2 separate regions of the Homo sapiens genome follow, and region 1 is linked to region 2. A link is an interaction called in ENCODE POLR2A ChIA-PET data of the cell type or tissue named here. Cell type or tissue: OCI-LY7. All regions are shown on one strand. Links, peaks and the distances in the headings refer to the core of each region. The heading gives the core; the rest is flanking DNA.

Region 1 (4,402 bases), core at 288-4,287, 74 kb after region 2:
GTAATTCGGGACCTAAGTCTTGTAACCGCAGCGGACCTAGAATTTCGCTTCACTCTCAATGTGACTCTCCCTCATCACCTGTTGCCCTTGTGTGCAGACGTGGTTCCAGGACCCAGCTGGGAGGAGTCATTTTGGAGGCTCACGGTCTTCTTTGTCAGGTAAACCACTACTGTCTCCCTTGTTCTCTCACTGAGTAGAGAAGTCATCCAGGCAAGTTGTGTGAAAACGTGAACTGCCCGAGTGTAGTCAAAGTATATGAATTGAGTGGAATTGTTACTGCTTCAAGAACTGTGACATCCATGAAGTATTCACTGGTACACTTTAAGGTTATAGTAAACTAATCGTAAGAGAGTCATAGGACCTAGAAGTATCATAGACAGTTGTGCTCCATATATAGTGTGTTCATAGGCAGTCATGGTGGATGATATGAATGTTAATTACTTGTGTTAGCTCATGCAGTGATGATTTGAGATTAGGAGGCTGGAATGACCCTTTTTGAGTGATTTCATAAAAATGGAATTGTAATGTCAAATTTATAAATATGCACAATTTTGGAAACTTTTGTGTGTGTGTTTAAGGAACATCAGAAATTATGTGATAAATCTTAGGGAATTTTAATACTGCATCTTCAGATGTTTTTCGTAAATCATTCCCCACTCTTCTGTAATGAAACTAGTCTTTTGAATGCCAGTCAGAACCATGCAATACTGAACCTTGTTGCTTTCTTCCTCAGTTTGTCCCTGTTGGGTGTGATTTTAATAGCCTTCCAACAAGCACAGTACATTCTCATGGAATTCATGAAAACAAGACAGAGGCAAAATGCTAGCTCCTCTTCACAGCAAAACAATGGTCCTATGGATGTAATCAGCCCCCATTCTTACAAGTAAGAATTCTTATAGTGTGGTTGGGAGCGGGGGCGGTTTCTCACTTTTGATATTACTCATTTCTGATTTAATTTTAAGTAAACATAAATTTTGATTCTACATTTGCTTTCATAAAATTTTAAGTCATTATGTGAACAGCTGCCCCATTATTATTATGAGATAGTCTCCATGCAAGGACTTAGTTGATGGGTATTCTCATTGGCAGAAAACTCTTGGAGCTTTGGAAGAAGGGAAGGTAAAACTTACACTCAGTACTGATTGCTACCCTTTTCTCATGGATATGGAAGCAGACAAGTAGAGTTTGATTTGATTTGCCTCTATGCTAAATGTTTTTCTTCTTAAATTCAGAAGCAATTGCAAGAACTTTCTCGATACATATGGCCCCTCTGATAAAGGCAGGGGGAAGAACTGCCTTCCAGTGAACACTCCCCAAAGCAGGATCCAGAATGCTGCAAAGAGGAGCCCAGCCACCTATGGTCATTCTCAGAAGAAGCACAAATGCTCAGTGTATTACAGTAAACACAAAACCAGCACAGCTGCGGCCAGCAGCACCAGCACGACTACTGAGGAAAAACAGACTTCACCCCTGGGCAGCTCACTGCCTGCTGCTAAAGAGGACATTTGCACTGATGCCATGCGTGAGAACTGGATCAGCCTCAGATATGCAAGTGGCATAAATGTCAACCTGCAGAAGAATTTAACCCTTCCCAAAAACTTACTGAATAAAGAAGAAAACACACTGAAAAACACAATTGTTTTCAGTAATCCTTCTTCAGAATGTAGTATGAAGGAGGGAATACAGACATGTATGTTTCCTAAGGAAACTGACATTAAAACTTCAGAGAACACAGCCGAGTTCAAGGAACGGGAGCTCTGTCCACTGAAGACCTCCAAGAAACTACCTGAAAACCATTTACCAAGAAACTCACCTCAGTACCACCAGCCAGACTTGCCAGAAATTTCCAGGAAAAATAATGGTAATCTTTTCATCCCCTTTGATAATTCTCTCCTGTTTGTACCCAGTCTGTTTTTAATGGAATTGTTCTCACCTGTGACCGTTAGTTTTAATTGTGGATGCTGAGTTTTAGCAAAGGTTTAAATATTGAAAAAAGACAAAATGAAAAGTTCAAGACAAGACATCAAGCTTTTAAAATGTTGTGACTAAGAGGTTTAAATTTTAGTACATAAGTTTAGAAGACTATGAATATCATATTTTCTTGTTGGGATGGACATGGACACCTTTTTCTAATTTTATTTATTTATTTATTTGAGATGGAGTCTTGCTCTGTCGTCCAGGCTAGAGTGCAGTGGTGTGATCTTGGCTCACTGTGACCTCCGCCTCCTGGGTTCAAGTGATTCTCTTGCCTCAGTCTCTCGAGTAGCTGGGATTACAGGTGTGTGCCACCACACCTGGCTAATTTTTGTAATTTTAGTAGAGACGAAGTTTCACCATGTTGGCCAGGCTGGGCTCAGACTCCGACCTCAAGTGATCCACCCCTTTGGCCTCCAGAAGTGCTGGGATTATAGGCGTGAGCCACCGAACCTGGCCTAAATTATTTTTTTTAGCTCAGATTTTCAGACTATCTGTAAAAATTAATCAGCCCATGAAATGTTTCTGACTGAACAAAACTTCAGCTATTTTATTTAACAGCTGCCACCATCTCAGGTTGCCTGGCCCTGGTTCTTCTCTAATTGTATTCCTTGGTTAAAAGAAGACAGATGTTCTCATGTACCAAAAACAGTTAAGGAAAATACAAGCCAAAGTAGACTAGGAGGATGACCTCCATTGGGAATTGTCATTATCCTTTAATAGATCCCTTTGGCCTCTAGCATAAGGGCCTGTGCTTATTTATTTTCTTTTTTTGTCCACCCTGACCATTTGAATATACGTATTTCTGTACCTGTTATAGTCAGATTTGTTTTATTTTGTTTGAAATAAGGTCTGGCTCTATCACCCAGGTTGGACTGCAGTGGCGCAATCTTGGCTCACTGCAACCTCCACCTCCGGGGCTCAAGCCATTTTCCCATCCCAGCCTCCTGAGTAGCTGGGACTACGGGCACATGCCATCATGCCCAACTAATTTTTGTACTGTTTTGTAGAGATGGGGTTTCACCATGTTAGCCAGGCTGAGCTCGAGCAATCTGCCTGCCTTGGCCTCCTAAAATGCTGGGATTACAAGCGTGAGCCACTGCTCCCAGCCTATGGTCAGATTTTTGACAATTTTTAATCTGGAAAACTCAGTCACCTTTTGTCTTATTTGAAGCATCTAAATATAACTTCATCTTTTTCACTTCTTGATATTGGAGAAGAGGTACAGAAATATTATGGATTGACTACTTCTGATGAGCTTTTATGCATTTGGTGAAAATCCTCAACTGAATTTTAAATGTTCTGTATAAGGACATTTCTAATTTAAAAGAAAGTTGGAGTCCTCTGAGGGGAATGTGGTCTAGGCAGCTGCACACATGCATTCTTGGTGCATTTAGTCCAACCCGTTTGTACCGTTTCCCCTGGCAGTGGTGCACACGCCTGAAGTGGACTTATGTCTGCAGGGTGGACACTGTGCCCTGTCTCCTCCACCTGGCGTGTGAGTATGCCCCCTGGTAATGCAGTTCACCCAGATCTTCAAATCAAACCATGGCATACCTTGTCTGTGGATGTATTATGATGGGGTGATTGGGTGTCTTATTCTGTTTCTCTCCCAGACACTCTCTGGGGTCTAGAATACAAAACATTTGTGAAAAGGTGAATTATGGAGTGAGTCCTGTTGGACATTTCCCCTGTTACGTGAGTCTTTTAGGCTTGAGCACAGTCTTTGACATAGGATGACTTTGCACACACTTGAAATTAGAGTTGAGGGAATCCTCCCTCCAGAAGTGCTTCTTCTGTGATCGCTTGTGCCCACAAGAGATATGTGCCTGCAAGATGCAATGCCCGTGGCAGTGTGGTAGATGGATGGGAGGGACCTTCTATATCTTAATACTTTAAAGCAGTTGAAATATAAAGGCATGGATGAGAAATGTAGTGTCAGAGTAGGTCAGAGGATTTGAATTCTTCTTCAGGATCCTCCTGTCTAGTACTTGACATTCAATGCCAATAGCTGAGCCAAGATGAGCAGGTAATAACACTTTAATAAGCGTGAGTAAATTTAATATGGGAGTCTGGAAACATAGAGTTTGCCTGTATCATTGTAGATGGTAAACCTGCCCAGAATCTTTCCTTCCTGTACAGATTACTAGTATGCTTATAATGTTTTAAATGGCAACAAATCTTTCACTGCCAGAATTTAAAAATACTGTTTGGCTGGATCAGCAGCATGTTAAGTGGTACCAGAGTGATTGTTGATCAGATCAAGTAAGAGCTGAGGAAAGAACTTTTGCTTTCCACCATGTTCAGACCAGCAAATTCAGAGGTGCTAATTCACAGTCCTCTACGTGTCTGCAGAAGTTATATGTTAGCAGGAGATTCCTCCCAGGGAAGTTTGTACATGGACATGCATTTTGTTCTGACTGTTTTA
Region 2 (4,402 bases), core at 115-4,114:
ATTAATTTTATCTCGGTGCTTATGAGAAATGACACTTAACCTCATGTCTTTGAACCTTGACTTTCATCTGTAGAAAATGGAAATGTTCTGTTCCATAGAGAGTCAGTTGTACTTGCACTGGTAAAAGAAATGATTGATTACTTTGAATATTCTATTTAAGGAAATGGTACACAGCATACTTCTAAAATGTAGATGGGATGGAATCCTTTTTACAAAAGAAATGAAAGTAAAATTTCCACTAAAATTGGCAAGCTTTTGTGGGTGTACCTGTTTCATCTTCAGCATGACTTGAAGAGGAACTTTAGTCAGTGTATATGTTTCCACTTACTGAAAGTGAGTATGTAAAGTAACTAAACCTATAGTGGACTCTTTATTTAGAAATAGATACTGCTACTTTGGAAGGGAGTGGATTGAAAGAGTTGAAAAACTAAAGAGAAGAGAAAACTGAATCCTTGGGGGGAAAATCTTAATGCAAGCACAAATATAACACCAAATTAAATCTAGGAGGAAAAGTAGTTTGAGCACAAGGGAAAATAAATTTTAAAATTTAAGGGTATGTGTACGTTTTATGTCACGCTGTGGTATACTCTCTGGTCTGAATCCTTGTGATAGGAATGATTTCATTTGCTTCAAACACCTCCCTTTTTCTCCCCTACCCCCTTCACATAACCTGTGGGAGATTTTCTGTATTTGGCTTATGCCCATGTTTTGAAGTCACACAGTGTATTAAGTAAGATCTGATTGCAAAAATGGTCTCTGTTAAAACAGGCTGTTACACAAGATGTTACCATATGTTCATTTCACGAGACCTCACACATGCTTTAAGGACCATCATTATTTCAAATCTAAGTAGTTTATAGTTCATATTTGTGTCAAATATTCCATTTGCAGCCTCTAAAATTCTTGCCATCTCTGTTGTCCTTTTTTTTTTTTTTTAGGTCTGTGCTGCTTCCTGGAGAATACAAACTCCTTGTAGTCAGGGTCTGTGTTTTATACTTTTATCCATTCACTACACCTAATGCTGTGTTGGATATAAGGTCCGGGAAATACTGTGTAAAAATTGCTGGTTGAATTTTGGCAGATCTTGGTAACGTGATTATCAGGATATTCCAGGGGAAGTGGCATTAGTATACTTAAACTGATAGTTTAAGTGTCATTAATTTGGTGGATGGTGGCATTTTGGGGAAAAGAGCCGGTTTATTGGATGATAAATCAGGACCCTGATCTAGACAGGCTGCATTATGAGCTAAATCAAAGAATAAATTCAAAAGATATTATTAGGTATGGTACAGTACTGGGACATGAACGAGCAGTTTCCCCACAGGAAGGGGAAATAGAAAAACGCCCAAAGGAAGTACTGTAGGTGAGAGAGACTTGAGGGTTGTTAGAGACTGCTTGAAAAGAGAATGCTGCATAGGCGTAGTTTGAAGTTGAGGGTCTTCTGTCCAGGGTAGGCTGGCTTGCTGTACTTGGTGCTGGCAAGTACCTTTAAAAGGTATTCATTGGGTATTTTCACAAGCACATTTCACTCATGCAAGTTCGACCTCTGGAGCATAGCAAAAAGTGAGTGATTTCGTCCCACTGTTTGACTGAGTTGATATCTGACATTGGACCAGCAGCAGTGACAGAGGTAGCTCTTAGGTCTTAGGATCGCAGCTGAGAGGATGTGGCTGACTCAGTAGTTCCAAGATAGCTTCCTGAGGCCCCCCCACTTTCCTGATGTGGCAGAGGCACCAGCACCCCTTGTGGGCCAGTTCCATGTGGTTCTGGGAGTCTTTCCTGGAGGCCCGGCATAGAGCCTGCTCCCTTGAACTCTTCAGTGATTTTATAAGCACCTAATTCTCTATATTAAATCCCTTTCTGCTTAAAATAGCTAGCTCATTTCCTGCAGCCTGACTCTGGCTGAGGCTGAAGAATTTTATAATGGGAATGAGCTGCATTGGAAACAGAAGTGTCACTGCAAGTATCCTGGAATGAGCAGCAGATAGATGGATAAATGGATCAGTGGTTCCCAAATGCATGTACTCAGGTTCCTTCTGCTCCCCTAGTGGATGCATGTACACTGGAATTGTCTGAGAGAGCTATTCCTCAAACACAGATTCCTAGGCTCTATCCCTAGAAATTCTGATACGGGGGAAGTGCTGGAACCCTTGAATCCATATTATCTCTGAGAGATGGCCACATTGGCTATTACTGGACTAAATTATTTCTTGACTCTAGGAGCCAGTGCCCATGAGAATTCTTTTTAAAAGGGAGGAAGTGTTTAGGAGCTACACATTTTTAAAGATTCCACTACAGAGGATATACCTTTTCTTGGATATAAAGGGATTAATCCTGTAAATACTGTCAGAATGTGAACTCTACAGGATTTCCCTCTTTTGTTATTACTGGAGGAAAGGAATATATTTCAAAAATGTTACTGAATCCAGAATAAAAATTGAGTTGTCTGTAATGAGAGTTAAAAATTCATGTGACTACCTTATTATACAGTATTTTATTATATAAACGTGGCATTTTACAGTATAATACGCTATTTTATTGTATAAAGTGCTGTTAGTATATTTTCTTATCTCTGTTTATAGTTAAAGGAAAAAGACAATGGAAGTTATTTAAAATCCGGAAATGCCTCCTAAGAAGAGAGGTCAAGGGATTATTTGGAGAACTGGCGAATTTAGGATAATTTTGTACTGTTAGAGTTTGCTGAGCTCTGGAAGCCAGGTGTTTTAAGGATCACATGTCTGGTGTAAGCACTTGTTCTTCTCTTATTCTATTTCCCCACCTCTCCACCACCTCCCCACCAAACCCCAGTCCTGATTTCTGCCCTTCTCTTCATCTTCTGGCCCTTTTAAGGTGCATGCTAACAGATGAAGAAGGAAATCACCATTGTTCTCCAGTCTAGTAGAGCCTGCTTGATTGAAATTGATTAGCTCTAGATGATTGGAGTCCTTGTAGCAGCAGGGGTTATATGTCAAATGGATCTCCACTGAAGGCCAAAGCTGTTCTTCCTCTGCAGCTGCCAGGCTGCTTGAAATTAGGCAGAATGATTTTGCACTTGGATAATAGTCAGGAATTAACTGCAGCTTACAAAGCACTGCATAATTATGGGAAATGTGGATGGTGCTAATCAAATGCATCTGCATATGGCATTTTCATTATGTACAGGAGGCGTATGTGTGCACAGAAAGGGAATGAGCTTGTGTAGAGCTTGTATGGGTACATGTGTGAGAAGATGCATCTGTAGAAATGGCCTCCTCTTTCCTACATGGAATCCTGACAGAATGATTGAATTAGGAGTCTGGCGTGTGTGCTTACTTGCTATTAGTGCTTTTTTTTTAAAAAAAAAAAAAGCTTTATTGAGATACAATTCACATGGCATACAATTTGCCCACTTAAAGAGTGCAACTCAATATTTTTTAGTGTATTTGTGGGGTTTTGCAACCAGCAGCACACTCTAATTTTAGAACACTTTTATCCCTCCTAAAATAACCTGTTGGTTCTTTTATAAAGAAAATGTAGTTTGTACTTTTCGACGGACACTTTTTCTTTTTTTTTTAAGTGGGAATTTCAGATCATCTTCAGCCTTTTGCAAAATTATACTGTTTCTCGGAAAGCATTTGTTTTTATAAATAGTCATAAAATGTTTCTTAACGTTCCAAAGGTTACCTGCTGACTTTTGGACACAATCTCATGAATTATGTTTTAGTTGCTGGGTTCATGTACCTACTAGTTGGAATCTTTTCAGCTTCAAGTGACAGATTTCACTCAGCTAGCTGACGCATTAAAGGAACTCATTGGCCCTGGTAACCTGGAAGAAGCAGGGGTATTAGCTTCAGGCACAGGTGGATTTAGGGATTCTCTCTCTTTCTCAATTCTTTTTTTTTTTTTTTTTTGAGACAGAGTTTCGTTCTTGTTGCCCAGGCTGGAGTGCAGTGTTGGCGATCTTGGCTCACCACAACCTCTGTCTCCCGGGTTCAAGCAATTTTCCTGCCTCAGCTTCCCAAGTAGCTGGGATTACAGGCATGCACTACCACACCCGGCTAATTTTGTATTTTTGTAGAGACGGGGTTTCTCCATGTTGGTCAGGCTGGTCTCGAACTCCCGACCTCACTTTATCCACCCGCCTTGGCCTCCCAAAGTGCTGGGATTACAGGCGTAAGCTACCGCACCCAGCCTCCTTCTTAATTCTTTTATTTCCACATTGGCCACGTTCACCCCATTATAAGTAGGGGGACTGCGTGTGGGAGTGGGGCGCACATCTGCAGCAGCAGTGGCGGAGGGGAGGCTGCCAATCAGGTGCTGAGCCTCACCTCAGTTTGCCTGTATTTTGTGTCACTGGCTTATAAATTACTCTAGGTTTTGATTTATTTCTTCATTCTGGGATTACAGATCTATTCATTCAAGC

The links. ChIA-PET counts read pairs that join two places held together with the same protein. Peaks named below come from ENCODE experiments on the same cell type or tissue, not always from the same donor. Only the 100,000 strongest peaks of a DNase experiment are listed, where the experiment ranks them.
Region 1: POLR2A ChIA-PET joins it to region 2 with 5 read pairs; 2 of 35 experiments call an interaction of 5 or more read pairs at or near these places.

The regions. Positions count from the first base shown.
Region 1 is chr4:153,602,570-153,606,971 of GRCh38, forward strand. It overlaps TMEM131L (transmembrane 131 like), which reads left to right. Exons shown (of 35, transcript NM_001131007.2): 23 at 1-158; 24 at 734-883; 25 at 1,233-1,861. Among named protein-coding and RNA genes, the nearest start is that of TLR2, 80 kb to the right of the region's middle. In OCI-LY7, for the core only: no CTCF peak of the experiment used is centred there; no DNase peak of the experiment used is centred there.
Region 2 is chr4:153,529,113-153,533,514 of GRCh38, forward strand. All of the region lies in intron 3 of TMEM131L (transmembrane 131 like), which reads left to right. The region is part of intron 2 of LOC105377498 (a long non-coding RNA gene); the gene reads right to left. Among named protein-coding and RNA genes, the nearest start is that of TMEM131L, 65 kb to the left of the region's middle. In OCI-LY7, for the core only: CTCF peaks have their summits at 2,052 and 2,251; no DNase peak of the experiment used is centred there; H3K4me3 peaks cover 1,048 bases; H3K27ac peaks cover 2,779 bases.